Linked DNA regions of Homo sapiens: region 2 is linked to region 1. Evidence: chromatin loops called from intact Hi-C (ENCODE). Cell type or tissue: IMR-90. All regions are shown on one strand. Each heading gives the region's core, and the rest is flanking DNA. Links, peaks and the distances in the headings are about the cores only. Region 1 has its middle 12 kb from the start of CC2D2A. Region 2 overlaps C1QTNF7-AS1 (C1QTNF7 antisense RNA 1).

Evidence for each region. Peaks named below come from ENCODE experiments on the same cell type or tissue, not always from the same donor. Only the 100,000 strongest peaks of a DNase experiment are listed, where the experiment ranks them.
Region 2: it touches region 1 in a loop (5-fold over the local background); 2 of 110 quality-filtered maps call a loop at or near these places.

What each region holds. Positions count from the first base shown.
Region 1 is chr4:15,453,445-15,462,804 of GRCh38, reverse strand. No RefSeq gene overlaps it. Among named protein-coding and RNA genes, the nearest start is that of CC2D2A, 12 kb to the left of the region's middle. In IMR-90, for the core only: a CTCF peak has its summit at 5,049 (motif pointing right); a DNase peak (open chromatin) is centred at 5,084; H3K27ac peaks cover 527 bases.
Region 2 is chr4:15,369,959-15,379,318 of GRCh38, reverse strand. The region is part of intron 1 of C1QTNF7-AS1 (C1QTNF7 antisense RNA 1); the gene reads left to right. It also overlaps a transcript of C1QTNF7 not described here. Among named protein-coding and RNA genes, the nearest start is that of C1QTNF7-AS1, 53 kb to the left of the region's middle. In IMR-90, for the core only: no CTCF peak of the experiment used is centred there; no DNase peak of the experiment used is centred there; H3K4me3 peaks cover 677 bases; H3K27ac peaks cover 675 bases.

The sequences.
Region 1 (9,360 bases), core at 2,521-7,520:
CATAACAAAATATCATCGACTGAGTGGCTTAAACAACAGACATTTATTTCCTGCAGTCCTAGATGCTGAAGTTTGAGAACAAAGAGTGACATTGTCAGGTTCTGGTGAAGGTTCCCTTCCTGGCTTGTAGATGGCCACCTTCTATCTGTGTCCTCACAGGCTAGAGATCAAGTGAGCCCTGCTCTCTTTCTCTTATAAGGACACTAATCCTATCATGGACGCCCCACCCTCATGATCTCGTCTGAACCTAATCACCTTCCCAAGACCCCACCTCCAAATGCCATCACATTACGGGGTAGGTCTTCAACATATGCATTTTGCAGGTAACACAAACATTCAGTATGTGACACATGTATACCTAAAAAAAAATAAGCAAATGCATTCAATGCCTTTGAGGATAATGCCACTAAAGTATGATGCATTTGAAGCCTCTTTGGGAGACTAGGATACTGTACAACACTAAAAATTATAGAGCCCGATATGAGACTACTATGCTATATTCTCTTTGGGGTAAAGCTGCAGTGGTGCATTATTTAGGTCAATAAATGGCTAAAATATGCCTTTCACACTTGTACATGTGAAACACAATCGTAGCTTTAGGTGAATGTGTCATTTTTACTGGTTCTTTGAATTTTATACTACTTTTGATTGTAGCTGATTCATTCTCTCTGAAAGAAAAATTTATCACAAGGGAAAACCTGACTAAAATAAGGTTCAAGTTGGACACTGAAGAATGACTTTTGAATCATAAATTTTATAAAACCATGCCTTTCAATTTGGATTTATCTTTTCCAGTTTACTGAATTACATACCTCTCTCCCTCAAACATAACTTGAACTCCAGCAAATTAGAACCTCTTGGGTTTATAGTAAATAGAGAGAAACACTTATTGACTCAGATACATTGACTGTGTAGCCCATTTTTATTTTATAGATACTAAAGCATTTAATTTTCTTCCTCTAGTGCTATGATTTTCAATCTGTTTTGAATTGCACACTTTCTTCTTATTTGCTGCATTTCACAACATTCTCACTTTCTAAGAGAGCTGTTGGAGCTATAGAGAATAAAATGCTGTAAGACTCATTTTATTTAGAGAGTCATGTCATAATTTGAATTAACTAGAGATGCTCTTACATATCAGAGAAAACTGCTGCTCCAGTATAAGTAGTGAATTTTTGTTATTTTTGTTGAAAAGGATATTTTTCTATAATTTTTATATTCTTTTCTCTCCAGCTACTTCCCTTAAATGCATCTCACTGGCAGGACCTGCTTCACCAGCTTAGTGTACAAATATCATCAGAACTCTTTCATTTTCTGTGTAGTTGCTTGAAAATATTCTTGCCCTTTTTAGCAGGGCATGTAATGTCTCCGTCTTGAAGCTTCATTGCTCTCTAGAATTGCTCATAAATCTTGAGGGGCTCACTTGATTCAAAGGGTAACCCTTTGTGCAAATGCCAATGGAGAGAGAAGTAGCTAGTCAATTACTGCTGGAAATGGTTCCCAAGAAGTCTAAGCAATTTTGCTCTCAGCTACATTGATGTTTCTGTTAGTCATACCAGCTGCCTCACATTAGAGATTCCAGGTTTACCCTCTTTCAGGTTATACTAGTGCTTTTCAACCAATTTTGACCCTCTTGGACATTTGGCAAAGTTTGGGGATATTTTTGGTTGTCACAACTTGGTGGGGGGAAGGGAGTGCTACTGGCATCTCATGGGTAGAAGCCAGGAATACTGCTAAACATCCTACATTGCATAGAACTGTCCCCGCACTGCCATTCCAACATAAAAAAATTATCTGTCCACGTATGTCAAGGATGCTGAGGTTGAGAAACCCTGTTTTTTCCAATATGATTTACACCCATATGATCTGCTACTGCTTCCAGAATTTAGCAGGTTTTAAGACCTCAATCCCAGGTTACATTTAAACCAGGAATGGACCCTCCTGGAGCCCAACATCCTCTGAGTTCTAGTTTGAACCATAGTCACCAATCCACAGCCCACAAACTCCCTTTCCTCATGTTGCATTCCCCTCCATAGAGGCAAGTATCCTTTTTGGCTGATCAATCTCAGTTTTAACCAACCAAGTTTATCACTGAGTTTTTAATGCTATTGAAATTCAGCAGAAAAGAAATTAGTATCAAAATTTCTTTTTCCTCTAGGAGGTTTCTTGGCTCCCTTTGCAGATTTATTCAATGTATGTCAAAGAGCACAAGGGGCATTTTGAAAATTGGGGAGCATCAGTCATGCCACAGAAAATGATGTTATATTCCCATTTTCCAGGGCAGTGGGTGTCCACTTGCCTTACATTTGCATAATCAAGATGAGTTGCTCACAGGACTCTCCATTTGAAACAAGATCTTACCCAAGGAGACTTACTGAGCTTACTAGAGAGAGGATTAGCTGATAATACCCTCCTGATTAAAAAGTAGGTTTTGCTTTCCTACACAGCCTGATCCATCTTTCATTTTTTCATGCCCTGTGATGCCACAAATTGTACTGTATTTCCTTCCAATGCAGCAATTGCTAAAGATACTTGGGAAAAAGGCAGTTTGCTAGACTCAATATAAGAATGACCTCTCTGCTATTCCAGCTCAAGAATTTTCAACTCTTTGCTGTTTGTAGCCACAGCTCCTGGTACAGACAACTTTGCTTTACCCTCTGATGCAGAAGCTTGGGGACCTGTAGGGGTTTGGGTGCTTATATTGGTACAGAGCATAGATTGGTAAAAAAAAAAAAAAAAAAAAAAAAAGTACCCAGGAGCATCTATACTTGTTTCCTGAATTCTGCTAAATTGAGAAGCTATGTTTCCAACATCCTTAGATGGACTAGGGTATAAATAGAATTTTCATGGACTTGCCTCTGATCTCAGTCACTGTTGATGTTTTTGGAAATGCATGGCAGATTCCAAAGAACTGACTAGCAAACAGATTTCTAGAGTAAAATCCATCCATAAATTGGTAGCTGCTTGTGTTCTCACTATTTGAGAGATGGAATTTGGAGCAGAGGACAAAGGGTTGCCTGCTACTATGCATCATTCTGCTCTCTGGGGCTTGGACTCTGAGGGGCTTTGCCATACTAGAGGATTTTCCTGTCAGGGAAATATGGACACTGCCATGTACTGTCCAACTAGGGCCAAACAGAAAAACAGTAGCACTGCAAGGACCCAGCCAACTTCATGACGGTGGACTAGATTTTGTGGATCACAAGTGCCATCATATCTAGTTGCCAGCTTTTAGTAATTCTCTGTGTTATAATTTTCGCCTCTTATCTCTGACACATCTGTAAAATCTTATAATTGTTCCCTTAGAGACTCATCTATGCTGTGGGGGAATTACAGAAAGAATTTATATCCATGCTCGAGATGAGAGGGTAAAGTAAAGAAGAGTAATTTCAGTAGCAAGAATGATGGTATCAGTGGAGATTGCTAAAATTCTCAAAAGGCAAGTAAATTTTAGGAACAATGATTGGGGATCAGTGTTGAGCGTAAGTTTGCCCCTTCCTATATGGAGATTTTCTCTCCTCACTGCCAGCCTGGGTTATTTTTCCAAGGGATCCTGAGAATCACTCACGCTTTCTCCATGATACTAATGTATGCTTGAGACCTTCAAGACTCCCTCCTAATTCAAGTCTCTGCTAACACCAGAAAAGGATCCATCATCATTAACAAGCCTGCCTTCTTTCTTTATCCTTCTAGTGCTTACCACTAGCATAGCTGTTGACACATCATTTTGTCTTTCCTGCTGGGTTTCCATTGCTCAGGGAAGCTCCTGGTGCATAGCAGACACTCAGTAAATATGTTGAGTGATTGAAGGAACAAACCAACACACAAAGCAAAGCCTTCACTGAGTCCTTATATAAGGAGAAGAACTTATGACTGAGAATCTAAAAAACATATGACTGAGATCTAAAAAACACAAACTGATGACTGAGAGTCTAAAAAACACAACCTACTTTCGAATCAGCTGTGTGGATTCAAAGAGCCAGAAATGCTGCATCTGTTAAATTTGGAAAGTCGTCACTAGTAGGAGGGGGTTCCATGGGCCAGTGAAGAGGTCTTTTAGGAGTAGTAGCATTTAGTGTGAAACTGAACTGCTGGCCTCAAATCTTAAATCTGCCATTTGCTAGTTGGGTAGCAAGACAGGTAGCTTTTGGTTTTAGTTGGTGTTTAATTTCAAATTAAAATTTATCTTTCCATCAATTTATTCATCCATCTGACATTTATTTAGTGCCTGCCACATGGCAGATGTGGTGCAAAGTACTAGAGATTCAAAGATGATTAAGAAAAAATCCTCACCCTCTAGCTGTTTACCATCCAGTGAGGTTGAAACCTCTTGATATGGTTTGGTTGTGTCCCCACCCAAATTTAATCTTGAATTGTAGCTCCTATAATTCTCATGTGTTGTGGGAGGGACCCAGTGGGAGATAATTGAATTATGGGAGTGGTTTCCCCCATACTGTTCTTGTGGTAGTGAATAAGTCTCACGAGATCTGATGGTTTTATAAGGGGAGACCCCCTTCACTTGGATCTCATTCTCTCTTTTGTCTACTGCCATGTAAGATGTGCCTTTTGCCTTCTGCCATGATTGTTAGGCCTCCCCAGTCAGGTAGAACTGTGAGTCCATTAAACCTTTTTTTCTTTATAAATTACCTAGTCTTGGGTATGTCTTTATCAGCAGCGTGAAAACGGACCTCTAGTCACACTTATCCCATCAAGCTTTGCAGGAAACCACAGAGGGATTATCTGATAACGAAATGTCATTTTTACTCTAATTGTTTATGAATTACAGTGTATATGACTAAGTAGCTTTAATAAATGTATACTAGGCAATGGGAGGAGATCCACATGGAAGACAGAAGACCTTGACTCTAGTCCCATCTTAGCGACCACTGACAAGGCCCTCATCGTTTATGGATCTCTGTTTCCTCTTCTGGAATATGAGGTGGGCAGAGAAAGTTGATTTCTAAAGTTTCTCCTAGCCCGCACTTGGATTTTACATAATCTCTGGAAATGGTCTCTAATAGAGTAGTTATTGTTGCTGGCCACTAGAGGTCAGTACCTTAAAAAGTAAACTGGATTCTCCTGCCATCAAAGTATGCCTTGAAGCAAAAGCAAAATTACTGTTTTCTTATCTTGGTTAGGAAGAAACATTCCCAAAGAAACAGTTTTCTCCTTGACATATTAGAGCTTGTAAGATGACATTTCCAAACTCTGGCTGAGCATTCACTGCAGAGTTCACTAACAATCTTAGTGTGAGAGATGAAGGAGCAGAAGGTCTGGCCCTAGCTAGTGAAGAACGTATGGTTTCTGCACAGACCTGAATGCATTGATAGCTGTGTAACAGGAGGAAAGAGGAACTGAAAATGACTCTTCTGTAGAGCAAGCCCCTCACTGTATCCAGTGGTGCACTTGCCCCTATCTGGTCACTGAGAATTAAAAGGTAAATATGTTTTTAGATCAGCTCTTTTCTCATAGATGTGGTAGGGAAGGCACAATTTTTGTTCCTTTCCCTGAGTTCCTGCTGCTCTGAAAGATAGGAACTTCCACTCTCTTAATAATTAGTGGCTTACCTCTCCATGGCTCCTTCTGGTGGAGGGAGGAGGAGGGATTTCTCTGATTGGTGAGATGGCAAGAGTCTGGTACCCCCTGGGCTCTGTGTTGGGAGTGGGCTGTGTGTAAAAAGTCACTTGCACATGTGGCCTCTCTTGGGTTCTATGAGCTTGATTTGAGGGGAGGGAGACCTCTGTTCTCTTTGAGGCTGAATGGAAAAGTTTCTGTTGTGGGATGCTAATCAGGTCTAGACCTGGAGGCAACTACTGGGAAGTTTGTTTCAACCTCATATCCAAGTTGCTCTCTCTGATTTGGTGCTACCAGTAGGAAGACAAGTATTTTGGTACATATGTGGCTTCTGTGTGCATTTCTCAATTGGCTTGGCACCCTCAGGGGTGAGGAGTGGGATTAAATGGAAGCCCTTCTCAAATCCTATCAGTGGAGGTGGATTAATATAGTCCCCTCACAATTCTAATGACTGCAGGCTTGCTTGTGATGTTGTTGGTGTAGGGTTTAGGTAAGAGTGGGGCTCAGGGTTGTCCTTGGGGATACAGGACCAGGGAAAGGAGACAGATACAGCCCTCAACAACTTATGCAGCTGAAACCAAACTGAAATGAATATAAGGGGCAAATAGTAGAAAAAAATCATTAAAATTCAACTTGAGGAGTGTGTAGGAGAGAGATGTTTTGTTCTGCTTTGCCTAAGTCATGGTAGTTGTGCAAAAAGTGTTGGTCTTAAAACTCAGGCTTCTTTTGGTACAAGGTGGTTCTGTGTCCCCCAGCTGCTCCCCTTTACCCTCTCCCATCCCGTTACCTCTTTATTCACAAGAGAAGAAAAACAAATAGAAAAGATCTCCAACAATTGTCCAAATAATTCATTCATTTATATAGACATTTCTTCATTCATTCATTCATTCATTCATTCATTCATCCTACCAATATTTACTGAGCTTTGATTATGCACCAGGCAGTTTCAGGTACAGGGAACTAAGCAGACAATACCCCCTTCTCTTGTGGGGCCAACATTTATTTGAGGGTTGACCAAGTACGGTGGCAGATGAAGTCATTGCCTCTTCCATATCCCTTGCATTAACCAATTCAGGGTGCTTTGATAGATTTTTAACTGTCTTATCTCCATCTCTGTGCCTGAAGCCTTTTTTCAGAACCCTGCAAAGTCACTTTACCTGAGCACCAAAGGCACTCTCAAAGTGCTGGAAAAATATTGATCCTGAGAGCGGTCCTCAGCCAATGACTCTTGGGAGTTGGTCTTTAAACACTCCGGCTTCCTCCCTTTTTGGGTGAGCTGATTCGGTGTGTGTTATCCTGTTCTCCTGGGCAGCTCCTTGGGATGAGCTTCAATCAACCACAATGGCAGTTAGCTTACAGACACAGTTATTGTTGCTCTGTTGCTTCCTCACTACCCTATTGGTGTTTCCTGCAACTCCCAAATAACCACTTATACTCAAGTCCTTGTCTCAGAGTCTGCTTTTGGGGGAAATCTGCTAAAATTGTCATTTTTTACATATATTACCACATTTTGTTCTTGCAAAGACCCTGTGAAATTATGAACTGAACATCGCAGTGCCTACCTGATGACACACTTTTGGAAAAAAAACAAAACAAAACTGCCTACATCTCGTGCTGATGGGCTTTGAGCAGGCAACTGTGCTTTATACCAGTATTCACAGTCCTAGCTGATGGGACCGAAGGAGGGTGTGGATCAGCTGCAGCCAATCCCCAGGCTGGCTCTTTGATAAACAGGGGCCTGCCAAACATGAGATCCTCACTCTGGGGATTTGAACTGAGACATGAAGAAAGAGTCAGCAGGGATTGAGCAATTGGAGCTAAAGCAAAGAACATGTCATGAACTAGAGCTGGGCTGGGAGATGCCAGCAGAGATTGAAATGATGAGAAATCAGAATCCATGCTGTAGAAAAGGCAGATAACAGGGTGAGGAAACCTGTGAGTGGTATGAGAAGCCCATGGATGCAAAAGAAGCAGAGACGTGAAGCAGAGTGGAGTCAAGTTCTTCACTGAGGGCCAGTGTCAGGATCTACCCTGGCCTCCACCAAGGCCCTGGAGGGCTGTTGGAGCCACTCAGCTGGAAGTAATGGCCTATAAGGCCTGGTCCAAGCAGAACTCCAGCACCCATTACTCCTGCTCTGATTTTGTAAAATAGCGATTTCAGAAGGCAGTTGCCAAGTTTTGCTTTTAATTGGGAGTGCAAAACTAGGTATAGCCTTGCCTATTGAATTAGAATACAAGAGTTTCCAAACTTTCGTTAGAACTGGAAGGGTAACCAAAGGCTCCTTTAATTCAGGGAAGGCAAGTTGATTTCATCTCAAGGGTACATGCTTGTTGATGGATGGACCTGGAGACTTTGTTGAGAATTCTGAGGCTGCCCTGGGGCACAGTGGGAAGAAATGCTTCTATCTATTACCAATGTCTGCCATGAGTTTGGAGAAAGACAGCACTTACTTTCCACCACCAATCCAGTGTGGAATCAGAGGCTTAAAGGATTTAGGTGATTTGTCTAAAAGTCACACAAAGCTGATTATTGGAATTCCTGGGGCTAGATCTTGTCTTCTGACTTTCCACCCAAAAGATTCTCTAATGGCTTTCTCATCCAGCTAACTTTGGCCCTTTAAAACTGTTTTAGGAAGCTAAGAATCCCTTCTCAAAAGAACAATTACTTCTTGTTATATGAGAAATTATATGCACGGCCTTCCAAAAAGTTAGTTGGACTCATATTTATGTTTTTGTAGGTGAATTTTTGTTCATAATTTAGAGTTGCCAAATTTAGCAAAAAGGAATACAGGACACCCAGTTAAATATTTGAGACAGTTTTCTACTAAATGATTGTTATGTGAAATTTATATTTGAATCTTCTGAATTTTATCTGGCAACCCTAAAAGGGAATCAGGTGGGCAACTCCTTGTGTGGACACACCTTGATATATTGATGGATATATGGCTTCTGGGCCCTGACCATCTCACATACTAACCTTCTAGTTATTATTTGTCAATATTCTGACCAACTGGGACATCTCAGGAGGCTGTGCTTTAATTTTAGTTCTACATGTAGTAAGACCTGGATGTTTTCTGTAGAAAATCCTTGCAACTCTCTTTGTTGTTCTGGAGTAATAATAATAGTAAGACCTGAGTGTTTTCTGTTTCAGTAACAATGGGGATGCTCAGTGGTGCCAAATTTATCTGAAACTGTGGTTGGAATAGATCACTGAGACTTTGTTTTTTCTTGTTTATTTCCACCAAGGCAGCATCTCACAATCTTGTAAAAGATAGTACTTTTGTAATGAAAGAGCATCTATGCAACCCCTTAGAGTTTATGATTTTTCTCCTTTTAGTGCTAGCAGATCATTTTTTGGAACCCTAACTATATTGGGCAAGTCTTTACTTCGGTAAGTTCTGCCACCTCCATGATGGCACTGGAGTGAAGCCATGAATTCAGTCTTCTTCATATAGCTGCTCATAAATGCCTTTGCCATCTGACAAATGCATTGGTTCTGAATGACTTCATACTGTTGTAATCCATTGGGTTCATAGTTCTGGACTAAGAAAAACTCAATAAAATGATGTAAACTCAAGACTAATTTCCCTCCCTGTTCTAGTTAGGAAGAAACAATTTAAAAACATATAAACTAGTATTACTTGGTGGTAATCTTGCTTTAAAAAATCCTCTGGAATAGACATCCAGGTACGCCACCAGGAAACTTTAAGAATGATATCGTGTTTTACACTTCAACTCCTAAGAGTTTTATTTCTCTCTCCTTAGACATTTTCTCTGCAATTTTTG
Region 2 (9,360 bases), core at 2,335-7,334, 83 kb after region 1:
GGTTGAAATTGTGTCGGATCCCAAGAAGCATCATGAATTGCTCCATAACTTTCTTCACTACAGGCAAATTAACTCCAATTTCCTAATCCCATCCTCTTTACTCTTATTTTTCAGTCCTTGAATCTTAACTCGGGAACTTGTTTACAAAAAAATTATATTAAAAAAATGTGCTTTGCATTCTGGGGAATTGCAGTTTTATAAAGTAAGCAAAAAATAACAGTACTTGAAAATTGAAAATATTGACCCATATATTCTATTTTGCTATACACACCAAATACTCATTCTAGGTTGCATTGAGGTCACTATGGTGACAAAGACAAAATGGAGTAATGAGACAATCATTTGGATTGTTACAGCCAAGGATTTGGCCACAATTATTAGGCTAATTGAAAGACAAAGTTTACTTCTCTGGTGCAAGTTCTCTGAATGGTGATCTTCATTTTGAGTAGGCCACTAACTTAGACCCAAGTGATCTGCTGTGCCATTTTAAGAAAAGGAACATTTCAGACCCTGGATTGTTTTTAAAAGCTGTACACTCTATTAGTTCTTGGCTAATAGAGTGTTGGATTGACTGACTTCTGGCAGCTTTGGACGTTGACTCCACTAACATATGCACAATTTCAGACTTGAAGCCACACAGGAAGTAATTGTGAAGCCTCACAATTAATTCCTAAAAATCTGCCATGTGGTGGTTCTTATCTCCTCCAACAATGTAATCCCTAGGAATTGTGATGATATGAGCTTTTAAAAAAATTGTTAATTAATCTTCATTCACTTAGGACATACTAGTTTGTCTGTGATGAGGAAGAACATGTTGAAAAAGCCCAGAACATTGAATGAAAGAATGAAACAGCTACTGTAATATAGTTTGGTTCAGAGATTTTTTTCTTTCTTCTTTTCATACAATTACTTATGGCATATGATACTAAGAAAGAGAAAGAAAATTCCAAAGCAGAGTTTTCTGAGCAGAGTCTAGAGAAGCCCCATAGATTTACTCCAGCTGTGCAGTTAATAGGTGATGAAACAGGCTTAAAAAGAGCTTCAGTGACTTGTCTAGTGTCCCATGGTTAGTCAGTGGCTTACTTAATCATGGCTTTGTTTCGTTTTGTCTTTCTTATGATTCAGCTTTGAGCTAAATGCCCCTCCCTTAATGAGGTGGTCCTTGACCATGTTAGCTAAAGAATTAGCTCCTTCCTGGCACCTAGTCACTGTGTCTTGTTATTCTGTTTTATTTTATTCATACCACTTTTCAATTTCTGAAGTTACATTCTGGTTTATGATTCTGTGGTTTGTCTCCTGTAAAGTGCAAGCTCCACAAAGGCAGGGACTTTGGCTCTTGTTCACTATTATATCTAAAATAATGTTTAGGACATATAAGTCCTCAGTGCAAATTTGTGGATTGAATGGACCAGAGCTAAAGAGGAAAGGAACTCTTGTTTCTTAGGTATCTATTATGCTAGTTGCGGTGCTAAGTTGTTTATGTGTGTTACATAAACTAAGAGGTAAGTGATGTGCTTGGAGCCTTGCAGTTAGAAAGTGGAGAAGCCAGAATTGAAAGTCAGGGATATTTTGCTTCAAGTCATGACATCACAAGAAATGATTTTCAGTGTTCAATGCTTCCTGCTCCACCACCCTTTCCATGACCTCTTCCCAGGCATCTAAAGTTCCCAGTACACCAAGTTTGTGTTTGGCATCCCCTGTTGGCTTATATCTGTCTGGGCACTATAGTTTTCAGAGAAACCAACTTGAAGATATTATATTCAACACAGCAAATACTCTATGTTGCTGGTGCTTCTCTGTATAAAATTTACTGAGTAAATTTCTCATAGATATTATAGCTTTATTTCAATTTGATGATGAATCCTATTGAGTTGCACAAATTTGCCATGAAAAGCCTACCAGAGAAAGAAATCCACCCATCTGCTGATGATTGAAACCTGATGCAATCAAAGATGATAGAAAGTTCAGATGACATGGGCCAAAAGTTGAAGAAAGCACGGGGGTATCAACAAGATAGGAAATAACCCTGAAATAGTGTTGATTCTGACCACAGGGTAATCCACAAATTTGAGTTGGGGAAAATGTCAAATTTCTCATCTCTATCAGGACTTTTCACCTTCTTCAGGTTAGGTCATATTGGATATAACAATTTCCATTTTGTCCCAGATTATAGAACTGTCAAACTTTAGTATATACCAGAATCATCTAGATAATTTATTAACAAAGGGGCACAGGGACCTACTTTAATTAAAGAGATTCTGTGCCAAGCACAGAGTGAGGGCTTAATTGATGGTGACCATTAGCATTGTTATTTATTTCACTCTTCCCCAAAGGGCAGGTGTGGGCCTGACCCATTCATTCACAGATTGGCAAGAGAAAGAAAAAATATGCACAAAACTTGGAATTTGAAAACCTGTGTTCAGACATCAGTGCTGCTAATTTCTAGGTATGTGACTTTGGATGAGTCACTTCATGTCTTTGAGCTTCAGTTTACTCGTCTGAAATCATCACAGTCAATAATGTTTATTTAGAAGGCCATTGTAAGAACTGGATAAAGGAATGCAGAAGAAAGAATCCAACAACAAAAGGGCAGGAGGCTGTGGTTTAAAATGTGGACTTTCTCTATTATGATTAAAACACTCATTTACTTCCAAATCCCAGCCCTGCCAGCCATCATTACCTGTGTAATTGTAGGCAAGTAAACCTCGCTAGCCTTGGTTTTCTCATATATGAAAGAGACAAAAACAATACTTTGTCTATATCAACTCTCAAACTTTACATGAACCCTGCTGTTATGAGCTCTATTTTATTGTAAGGGAACTGAGGCACAGAGGAGTTAAGTAACCCAACCCAGATTCACACAGATGCCAATCTGGTTTGTGTCTCCAGGAACTCTGCTTCAGAGTCTCTACACCTTACTAGTGAGCCTGCTGCTCCCACGAGTGCACAAGGCATGTTTAGGAAGGGCCCAGCACACGACAAATGCTCAGTAAATATTTCCCCAAATTTGAATAACTTACTTTCACATTACAAACTTCATCCTTCTATTTCGTTACGCAGTCCACTGCACAGCTCAGACAGTCAGTGTTCAACCCTATTTAGCTATTGCCCGTGAACACAAAAGTGCACTTGGGCTGCATAAAAACTACAGACATGTTTATACAAGAAGGGGAACATTGTGTCACATTTGGTTTTTATTGCTTTCAGCACATTAGGCACATACTATCTGTTTATTAGGTAAAGGTGAAAGGTTACAGATCACCTTAGAATAAAAGTATAGATGAGTTGCTTGAGAAAGGGCTACATAGAAAATTGCTGTTATAAATGTACAGTAACCTAGAGCCTTTCGACTCTTGGAAGCAGCTTATGTGTGTGCTGACAATGACTGACATACTGGAAATGAAACCCGTCTTAACAGTACAGGATGTGGAAGTACACACCAAAATTACTCAAAGAGAGGAAAGGAAGTCAGATGTCAACTAGAGTTAAGGGCAATTATTATTTATTTTGGAGGAGCTTTCCAGTGAGTTGGGGGAACACAACCCAGGCTGAGGGTGTGGGGTCTTATTGAAATCATGAATCAGAACAAATTGGGAGATACATAGTCTGATGATAAGACAGAGTGTGAGGACTCGGGACATATGTTCCTTGCAGCCATAGAATTCATGATGAGGGACTTGCAAAATGGACATTCAAGTTCCTGAGGACAAAGGCTGATCCAAACAAAACGATTCCGTTCAAGTTTGTTGTATTTCTTTTAACTACTTCCCAGTCATTACCCACAATTTGATTTGAAATACTTATAAAAGAAATGTACCCCAGTACAATGCATCATTTATGAAATTATGCATTCCATTTATAGAATTACTATTAATGCAAACTCATAGTTTTACCAACACAATTTAGATATTTCTGCTTCCATATTGCAATGATTGCATTATCCTCCCATGGCCAAGTGGAGTGGTAAGCACATTCGTTTAATAATAAAATAGACAGTAAATAAATCAACACCCTTAATGAATGCTAAATTGAACACAGAATTTATGCCACTATAAGGAAATCTCCACAGAACAATATTCACTTTAATGCTTTCTTTTTCCTCTACTAAAATCCTACAGTGTATCAAAATGAAGAAAGCACCTTCAATGTGAATTATGTAGGAATGGACACGATGACAATTCTGTTTTTCAGAGTAGGGTTACAGAGACACTTCTGCTTGCCCCCGCGAGTGTCGGTGTCAGCCTCACACTCCTCTTGAGTATGGATCTATAGCTATGAAGGAGCATAATTGGCAAGGAAGGGCTTTTCAAAACTAACCCTTCCCAAGCAAAGCCGATTCTGACGACTTTCGCTTTCCCTCTCTTGTTCAGCAGAAGCAACCCCCAGAGGAGTTGTGTTATTGACTAAGCCCCAGTCGGTAAACACCCCTGAACATCATAAAAAAAAAGAGAGAGAGAGAGAGAGAAACACCAACATGAGCCAAAAGACGCCTTTCTAAGGAAAAAAAGCCTGAAGACGTTTATCAATGGAGAGAGGGCTGTTTACTTACATTGCTCACAAGACCTTCCAACAGCTGGAGTCTTTGAACTCTAGTGTGCGCAGATGTGGAGCTTTTGCTCAAAATCCCCTTCCCTTTGGCAGCGAGGATTATTCATAATTCTTTGGGGCTTCAGATTGATAAGTAATTTCCTGATTCGCTTTCAAAAGCGTTCTCCCAGGCTTTGAGCGGTGGCAGAGAGAGGGAGCGGGCAAGGACCCCGGCGTGCAATGACGCTGTGGCCTACACAGATCTCCTGATTGTTTGATCGAGCCCGAAAGAAGACGTCGACATTACAAACAAAAATAAATATCCTTCTTTATCTGTTGGCTCGCTCCCCAAATCATATTTGGGAAATAGCACAGTGAGTCTGGACAATATTTTTTCTAAAAGTGTGATATTAGCTGAACACCTTCTCATTGTTGTGCTGGGAGAGATCAGGGCACCTCTGACTGGTCTTCAAAGACCAGCAGTTGCAATTTCTTTCTTATCAGCTACTTTACAGGATGTTCTTAGAGACCAAGCAGCCCAGCCCCTTCGGTTGACAGTAGAAAGAAACGATGCCCAGGGCTTACAAGACTTGACCAGCATCACACAGCTAGTTAGTGGAAGGACAGGAACCTAAGAGCCGACTGTCAAGCCAGTGCTGTGTCCACTGTAGGGAGGTGGAGGCAGATGCAAGGGCTGGAGATCTGACTCTCGATCTTTTAAGATACCTATCACTGGACATGGCCCTTAATGTTTCTGAGTCTTGATTTTCACAGCTGCAGAATGAAAATCGTAATAGTAACCCTTGCTTGGTCATACAATGTGGTAATCTCTCTGAAAGCATTTTGTCCAGGATGAAAGCAATTGTATCCTAAGATGAAATTTTGTCGTCACAGCCCCATTTACATGCTTCTCTTCTCCTTTCCATTCTCATTTTCCATTCGGTGTTATTTTCTGACTGAAAGAAACCATTGAGTGACTTTTGGATGGAGAAGGAGGAGTATAGTGGCCAGGAAATGAGATAGAATATGGAGAAAATTTTACCTTGGAAATCCAGGTCAAGATTAGATGAAAGGGTATACAGCATATACAGCATATCTTAACATGTGCCTCAGAAAGAACACTAGATCTAGAAATAGAAAATCAAGGCTTGGCCACTGCCTGGAACACTTAACAGCCAAGGGAGCCCTGTGGAGTCATTTAAACGTTCCAAAACACAGTTGACTCACTGGGTATGTGATCCCTGTCCCATTGCACTTACCTCATTTTGTTGTGGTTAGAATCAAATGAGGTGTTTATCAAGATAGTGCTTTGCAATGTTTTAGGCTTTGAAACTATAAAGTAGTTGCCATGGTTTGAATATACGTGTTTCCCCACAAATTCATACGTTGGAACCTAAGATCCAATGTGATAATATTAAGAGGTGGAGCATTTAGGAGGTCATTAGGTCACAATGGCAGGGCTCTCGTGAATGGGATTCATGACCTTGTACAAGGGCTGGAAGGAGATAGCTAAGCCCTTTTTGCCCTCTACCCTTCTGTCATGTGTGGACATAGCATTTGTCCCTCTGGAGGACTTAGCAACAAGGTGCCATCTTGGAAGCAGAGACAGAGCCCTCACCAGGCCTTAAACCTGTTGGCACCTTGATCTTGGATATCCCAGCCTCTAGAACTGTCAGAAATAAATTTCTGTTGTTTATAAATTACTTAGTCTGTGGTATTTTGTTATAGCAGTACTAATGGGCTGAGACAGTGGTATTTTCCAGCGGGATGTGCAACTACCATTGCCCATTTCATCTGTGTCATTGGCTGACACCACTAGGTGCCAGGGCTCCTGGGTTCTGCCTTGACTTTTTTTCCCCCTTTTCCTTTTAGGAGTGTATTTCATCTTTTTTCCCTTGTTATCCACCTCTTGGTACTTGTCTCCCATGCTTGCTGCTATTGGTTTTCTTTCTTAGGACTCAAATTGTCCTTCCATTTTTCATGTAATGTTAAGAATGAAGAACAAAGAGAAAATATTTTGTTCAGTCACACAGAAAGGCATCCACGGTATCTTGACACAAATGGGAATGTCTTTATTTTTGAAGTAGCCATGAACAAAGATCAAATGAATCAAGATCAGCGCCCCCTTGAAAATGATCAAGTCACAAGTCCAACTCATATTTTATGGTTCCATTCACTATCTTACCCTTTTATTAATTTATTATTTGAATGTTATTTAAGATTTGCACTCTATCATCTGTAAGAAGAATTTTCTAGTAGAGTCTTGCTTGGGCTGCCATAACAAAATACCATAGACTGGGTGGCATAAACAACAGAAATGTATTTTCTCACAGTTCTGGAGTCTGGAAGTCTGAGATCTGGGTGCCAGCGTGGTTGGATTCTGGTGAGGCTTCTCTTCTTGACTTGCAGATGGCTGCCTCCCTTCTGTGTCCTCATATGGTGGGCAGAGGGAGATCTTTCTCTTCCTTTTCTTAAGAGACCATAGTCCTATTGGATTATGGACCCATCCTATGACCTCATTTAAGTTGGATTAGCTATGAACGCCTCTATCTCCTGATAAAGCCGTAATAGGGGTTAAAGCTTCAACACATGAATTTTGGGGTGACACAATTCAGTCCATAGCAAGCCTGCGGGAAGTAAAAGAAGGGAACGAATACTTATTGAGCCTTTTTTTTTCCCTCACTGAATTGTCAAAACAACATTGATATCTTGGTAGTGACTTTTCTAAGGTCACAAAGCTAGTAAGCAGCAGTGACCAAATGTAAACCATGACGACAAGAACCCTGCTCCCCTCATGACACATTCTGCCTCCACCTCCTCTTTTCTCCGAGATTCTGAGCTGTGACCCTTTCCTTTCCTTTCCTACTCTTTCCTATTGAGTTGCCTGGAGGCAAGACATTGTTACCCAGAGCACCATGAGAAGGAAGCCATGGGGATTCCCTCCATGTGCCCACTGAGCTTAGATTGACAGCTGTAGAGAGTTTGCCTGGAATGTTCTCTTCCTGCATCCCTCCCAGCCCCCTTCATGTTAATAAGTCCCTTCATTAGTTCAAACTGAACTCACATGCTTCTTCCCCGGGATGTTTTCTTTAATCTGACCCTCCGCACCCTTGCTCTTCCTCGCTATATTCTCTTATACTGTCCTACACTTCCCCTTTATAATTTTTTCTCCTTTCATAGGATGTCATAAGTGTCATTTTATTATTGTAGTGGTTATAGCAATAGGTATATATTTCTAAGATAATTTGCATAATGGTTGTCTCCCTCACCAGTCTGTAAGCTCCCTGAAGCCAGGGATGCTTTGCTCACTAAGATATGTCCAGCCATTAGGACACTAACATGAAAAGCTACAGAGGAGCAAGGGAGGATTAGACAGGGGCAAGCCGGGGAAAATAAATAGTAGAAGAAAGGCCCTTCAAAATTCTTCTGCAGCAGTATGACTAGCAAGCATACGCCCAAGAACAGTCTAATGAGGCCCCTTTATTAAGCCCTCTGTGTACCACCAAATGCATTCTTCCCCTGTCGATTTTGCTAGGTTTGGCTAATCAAGAATGAGGTTGTTAATGTGGAGAGAGGCAGCTTGAGGAGCGGATCTTGGGTCGCATCTGCTGTCTGCTGGTCAATGCCTGGGTTCCTGCAAGGGCAGCACAGCCTGGCCCTCTGCAGGATGGAGCTGCCTGTTCATACCCCAACAGCCTCAGTCTCTTCCTAGAAAGAGCTGACGGGACAGGGCGTGAAGATGTGTAGGAACTAGGAGGAATTCCTACCAGGGAAAGACATTTTCAGTTGAAGGAACCACATGTGCAAAGAAACGGAATGACAGCATGTTGTGTTTAGGGAACCTCAAGAAGCCTAGTTTTGTTGGTGAGTTACAATAGGAAATGTGATAGTAGAAATGAAAGTATCAGATAAATCTTAAGTGTTTCCATTATTATCTATTTCTCAAAATTGTTTGGAGGGCCAATGAGAGAGTACATGTGGAATTGCTTTATAAACTGGAAAAAAATCCTACGAAAATATTTTTATTACAAATTCTTTTGGATGAAGATAACTAGAATATTAGGCTAAGAAACCATGCTGGGAAATGGAACTATTTATAAATTTCTTTTATTTATAAACCTAAAGTTTTGATTAATTTCCTTCTTATAATCTCCTTTCAAAGGCTAGAATGTAAGTTTATAGTATCTGTTGAATATGAGTGAGTTGGGATGTATGTTTTCAACTCAGCACCATCCCTGGCCCTTTCCACTCTCTCTCTCTCTGAGGGAACAGAGACTGGAAGCCTGGAACTACATTTCCCAGAATCACTTGTAGGCAGAGTTCCTAATTACAGCCAGCCAAGGAGGGCACACACAGGGTTGTGAAAGATACAAAATAATTAGAGAACATTATTCTTTGGTGTCAGTTACAGAGTGGAAACAGCCAGCTGATGTATGGTTTGCAGGAACTTCTGGGTGAGATCCTAGAATCTCACACTTTCCTATGGCTTCCCAGCAAGCTTGTTCTTCTCAGTTTATAGCCAAACAGAATGCTTTTTTTCGCCAGTTGTTGGTCCCATGAACCCCTTTTAAACAATTATTTTTTATTTAGAAATATTTATAGACTCATAAGAGGTTACAAAAAAATTTACAAAAATACCCTAGCCTCTTCAAATGGTGACATCTTATATCACTATAATAATCATAGAATTAAAAAAAATCGACATGAGTACAATAGTATTAGGCAGACTACAGACCTTCTTCAGTTTTTACCAGTTTTTATGTAGATTTACTTGTGTGTTGCATAGTTCAGTATAGTTGAATACAATATGATCTCATGTATAGATTCTTTACA